Linked DNA regions of Homo sapiens: region 1 is linked to region 2. The links are chromatin loops, found by intact Hi-C in ENCODE. Cell type or tissue: ascending aorta. All regions are shown on one strand. Region 1 overlaps YPEL2 (yippee like 2). Region 2 holds the start of LOC124904040 (a long non-coding RNA gene).

Region 1 (2,500 bases), 54 kb after region 2:
GACAGTAATGCTCCACAGAGTTTTACTGTGGCAGACAGGGCAGGGTTCATTGTTTAATTATCACCAAGGATTGCTTTTTCCCATCCCTCGAATCTGTACCCCACAAGGAATGTACCATTCAGAGGCACTCACACTGAGTTAAAGAGGTATGCTCGTCCTTGACTTCCTTGGAATGACTGAAATGCAAGAAAACAAATCGATAGTTAGACATCCATTTCACCTATCTGTTTGGGAAACCAACCCCAATCACAGTTAAGCATGACCTTCCAGGACTGACACAGCAAAAGGGAGTACTGAGCCAGTTAACGGTCCCGCTGGCAGATGGTGTGGGGGCGGAGAAGAGGGCGGAATTAACAGAGCCACAAAGCTCGATCTGGCCCACCGGACTGTTTTCACTAGCCCAGGTGAGAAAATGAAAAAAACCCAAAACCACTATGTCATTAAAAACTTCTTCCCTCCTGACATTGCCTGATGTAATTAATTCACCTGAGATCATTAATCCGCATTGGCGTTTCCTGGTCCCACCTGATTTCAGCCATCTGTGCTGGCCACAGCTTTCCCAGGCTGGCCCAGGCATGGAAACCACCACAAGCTCCTTCGCTTGGCCTCTTGGTCCAGCTCTACCAAAGGCAGCAAAAAAATCCCTGACCCAAGAAAAAACTATCCAACCCACACTTATCGCTTGTCATGCCTTCTAGAAGATCCTAAGTGCCATGACAGTTTACAATCCTAAATGGGAGCACAGGAGCTCTTTTGAGATGTAAGCAACTTGATCTCTGCATCACAGAAATGCTCATGAAGCAGCAATTCCACTTTAACCTCTAGCTTACATATTAGTTTCTTTCTTTTGGCTGGAGGGCGGCAGGGAACAGGAGAAACAGGAGCCAGAGCCTGCCATGCAATCTGGCGTCTGCTTCCATTAACACGGGCCCTGTCCATGTTTTCCTTCTCTGGTTACACTGAGAAGTCGGCCTGACATGAGCCAGCCATGTTCTGCACTGCCGCCTGCATTTTTAATGTGGTCTAACAACAGTGTCCTGAATTTAGTATCTTAGTCTGCTCTGAAAACCAACCAACAAACAAGGAGATGAGTGGCTAACAGATGACCAGAGGGTAGGTGAGCACCAGATAGGACTCAGATCAGCACGCGAGACAATCATTTTTGTCAGATGTGCAGGACGTCAGGGATCAGTGCTGCCAGCCAGTGTGAAAGACAAAATTCTTTTTTTTTTTTTTTTTTTTTTTAGATGGAGTCTTGCTCTGTCATCCAGACCAGAGTGCAGTTGCGCGATCTTGGCTCACTGCACCTCCATCTCCTGAGTTCAAGCGAGTGTCCTGCCTCCGCCTCCTGAGTAGCTGGGACCACAGGTGTGCACCACAACACCCGGCTAATTTTTGTATTTTTAGTAGAGACAGGGTTTCACCATGTTGGCCAGACTGGTCTTCAACTCCTGACCTTGGTGATCCACCCGCCTCGGCCTCCCAAAGTACTGGGATTACAGGTGTGAGCCACCACACCCAGCCAACAAACTTCTTTACTTGTGGAAAAACTGCCTCTGGGGCAGCTGGATTGTTGGTTGCCTCCAACATTCAAATACACCAGACACCTTCACTCCCAGGTGCATCTGCAAGGGGCAGGCAGATATTCCCCAGCTGGTGCCCAGACCCAAACCAATTCTCTCCTTTTTGGGGTCTTGAAACATCCCTGGGGAATATAGCAGCTTCCAGGCTACAACTGAGCAGCTATGAGTGTCAAAGCCTCAAAACCTGGAACCTGGAAGTCCATGCTGAGTGTTTGGATAAGACAATGTCCCAGCGACACAGGTCTAGACCTGGCCACACTGTTCAATCCTGGAGCACAAACACCACTCCAGGGCTTCATGACCTGGCCATGCCACCTCTCCTGCCTCTTCTCTTGCTACCTCCCCATTATGTCCTTCACTCCAGTCAGGCCAAACCACAGGCAATTCCTGGAAGTTGCATTGCACTAACTTTGCCCATGAAGTTCCCTCTGATGGGGAGGCTCTTCCACCTGACCCAATAAGCCTCAGCTCAGCTCCCCTCTTTCATTAAGCTTTCCCTAAACTCCCCAGAAAAAGGCACCCAATGATACTCATGTTCTAGACTCTTCATGTTCCCTGCATTTCCTTTTTCTTTCTTTCCTTTTTTTTTTCCCCCAAGAGAGTCCCACTCTGTCACCCAGGCTGGAGTGCAGTGGTGTGACCATGACTCACTGTAGCCTCCACCTTCTGGGCTCAAGCGATCCTCCTGCCTGAGCCTCCAGAGTAACTGGGACCACAGGTGCATACCACCATAACCAGCTATTTAAAAAAAAAAAAATTTATAGAGACAGGGTCTTGCCATGTTGCCCAGGCTGGTCTTGAACTCCTAGGCTTAAACAATCCGCCTGCCTCAGCTTTCCAAAGTGCTGGGATTACAGGCATGAGCCACCGCACCCGGCCTGTTTTCCTTTGCCTTAGCACTAGCATCCTGGATTGAA
Region 2 (2,500 bases):
AGGGTCTTGCTCTGTCATCCAGGCTAGAGTGCAACGGCACCATCATGGCTCACTGCAGCCTTGACCTCCTGGGCTCAAGTAGTCTTCCTGCCTCAGCCTCCCAAGTGGCTGGAACTACAGGCATGCACCACCACATCCAGCTAATTTTTAAAATTTTTTGTAAGATGAAGATGAAGAGATGAAGTCTTCCTGAGTTGCCCAGGCTCTTCTCGAACTCCTGGGCTCAAACAATCCTCCCGCCTCAGCCTCCTAAACTGCTGGGATTACAGGTGTGAGCCACGGCACCCAGCCTATTTATCTTTACTTTGCATATATTAGGTGCTCAATAAATGTTTCATGATTTATTGAAAGAATATATCAGAGCTTTCCAGTTGGACATGAAAAATTAACAAACTAGCTCTTTATATAAATTTCTAGGCACAATAGTCAATTTTAACAAATCGTAACACAAAGCATTTTGCAGTTCCCCAGTTTACCTGGTATTTGCTTGTTGCCTTGTCATTTGTTATTCAGAAGAAGACCACATGCCTTGAAAAAATCATATTAGTGCTTTAGCGTTCCAGATTGCAAAATGCTCTGTATTCATGTTTTCAAAGAGTTGGCCTTTGAGCTAAATATGTCTCATTGATATGTTTTATTTGGCTCAGAGTACTGTTGTTTGTTTTTAAGCAACATTAGCCGCCAACATTTAAAAATAAGGTGACTTCACATAATAATCCAAGTTTCCAGCTTCTCCTGAAAATGTGAAAGATCTAGCAATGTGGGTACACGGTTTGGTTAGGCCCATAATCACCTGGGACTGGTTGTTTCTGCTTCCTTAGATGGAGTGAGTACTCTCCTGTTTACCACAGTCCCCACCACTCCCAACAGCCTTACCTCTGGCTGCCTCCATCCAAGTACGATATCTGCGTGGCCTTTCTATAGACATTTGTATTTCGGATCCTTAGTCTAGGGGAGTATCATTTGCTACAAAGGCCCCTGAACTGCAACAGTAGCTGAAAACCACACATTTGCTTCATTTTCCAGGCTTGAAAACAGATTTGTGCATCTAAAGACAAAACAGGAAAGAATGACAATGCTATTAAGATGATGACTTTCATTCCAGCTAAAAGGCAACTTCATCCTCCCACCCCCTCTTTCCTTTTTCAAACAAGCCAGAGGACTTCACCCTCTTTCCTTTCCGCTATTCAGCTCCTTCCACCCACTCCATCTCCTGGTGTTGTTTACCTCAAACCCTGGGGTGCTGTCTCTCCCCAGTTCCCTGCTTCCTTGCTGACCTTAAAAACAACCTTGGTCATTTTTGTTTTTAGAGTTTTACTGCTAATCGCTGCAGCGAAACAGACAGGAAATAACAATACGGAGGAAATTATAAAGTTTAGAAGACCTTGTAGTTCTTAGTCATAGTCCCTGATTCCCTTAAAGCGGTGGCACCTGGAAGTGCATTATTTTTAGTCTCTCCTGTTAGACCCTCATAGCCGGTGGATGGAGAACAGAAAGGAAGAGTCTACCCTGCCTTGATAGAAGAGGAACCACTAGGTGGCAGCACAGGGCGTGTCTTTTCACGTCTTTCTACAACAGGCAGGCGGATGTGAGGCACCAACTTTTCTAGGAAGGGATAACTTAGTACCATATCAGGGCAAGCATTTGGGCTGAGACCAGTGAGAGAATACAAGTCAGCCAAGAGACTCCAGTCACATTGTGCTGTCAAGTAGCCAGCGTTGGAATTCTTGTCTCTTTGCCTTTCTCCCAAGTTGGCTGTTAGTTAACCTGTTAGGGCTGCTAGGAATCTTCTAGCCCAATACCTTCATTTTACAGATAAGTAAACCAAGGCCCTGAGAGACTTGACTCTCCTTTATTTATTTATTTTTTTTTTTTTGAGACAGGGTTTTGCTCTGTCACCCAGGCTGGGGTGCAGTGGGGCAATCATAGCTCACTGCAGCCTTGAACTCCCAGGCCCAAGCACCTCAGCCTCCTAAGTAGCTGGGACTACAGGTATGCACCACCAGATCTGGCTAATTTTTTACTCTTTTTGTAGAGATGGGGAGGGGGGTGGTCTTGCCATGTTGCTCAGGCTGGTCTCAAACTCTTGGCCTCAAGAGATCTTCCCAGCTCAGCCTCCGAGGTGTTAGAATTACAGGTGTGAGCGATGGCATCTGGCCTTGACTTTCCTCTTGCTGGTGTCATGCTAGGAGTCCAGCCAAGTGTCTTTCTGGTTTCATTAGTGCCGGCTTATCCTTCTGGTCTGTCCCTCCCAGTTAAAAAACATTTATTGGCTAGGATCATGCCTGTAATTCCGACACTTCGGGAGGCTGAGGTGGGAGGATCACTTGAGCCCAGGTGTTTGAGACAAGCCTGGGTAACATAGGGACACCCTGTCTCTATTTAAAAAGAAAATAGAAAAACGTTTATTGAAGTCTATTTAGTATGGTTAAAGGCTAATTTTCCTAGCTTCAGAGGTGAAACTAAGAGAGAATTCTTTGCCTCTGATGAAGTGGGACTT

What was found. Peaks named below come from ENCODE experiments on the same cell type or tissue, not always from the same donor. Only the 100,000 strongest peaks of a DNase experiment are listed, where the experiment ranks them.
Region 1: a loop joins it to region 2, with 2.7 times the contacts of the local background. A loop is called at or near these places in 10 of 110 quality-filtered maps.

What each region holds. Positions count from the first base shown.
Region 1 is chr17:59,386,003-59,388,502 of GRCh38, reverse strand. It overlaps YPEL2 (yippee like 2), which reads right to left. Exons shown (of 5, transcript NM_001005404.4): 3 at 133-176. Among named protein-coding and RNA genes, the nearest start is that of MIR4729, 21 kb to the right of the region's middle. In ascending aorta, a CTCF peak has its summit at 1,030; a DNase peak (open chromatin) is centred at 976; H3K27ac peaks cover 2,500 bases.
Region 2 is chr17:59,440,013-59,442,512 of GRCh38, reverse strand. All of the region lies in intron 2 of LINC01476 (long intergenic non-protein coding RNA 1476), which reads left to right. It overlaps LOC124904040 (a long non-coding RNA gene), which reads right to left and starts at 1,840. Exons shown (of 3, transcript XR_007065867.1): 1 at 1,385-1,840; 2 at 877-1,048. RefSeq lists enhancers at 1,638-1,697, 1,708-1,817. In ascending aorta, a CTCF peak has its summit at 1,500 (motif pointing right); DNase peaks (open chromatin) are centred at 1,572 and 2,158; H3K4me3 peaks cover 790 bases; H3K27ac peaks cover 2,160 bases.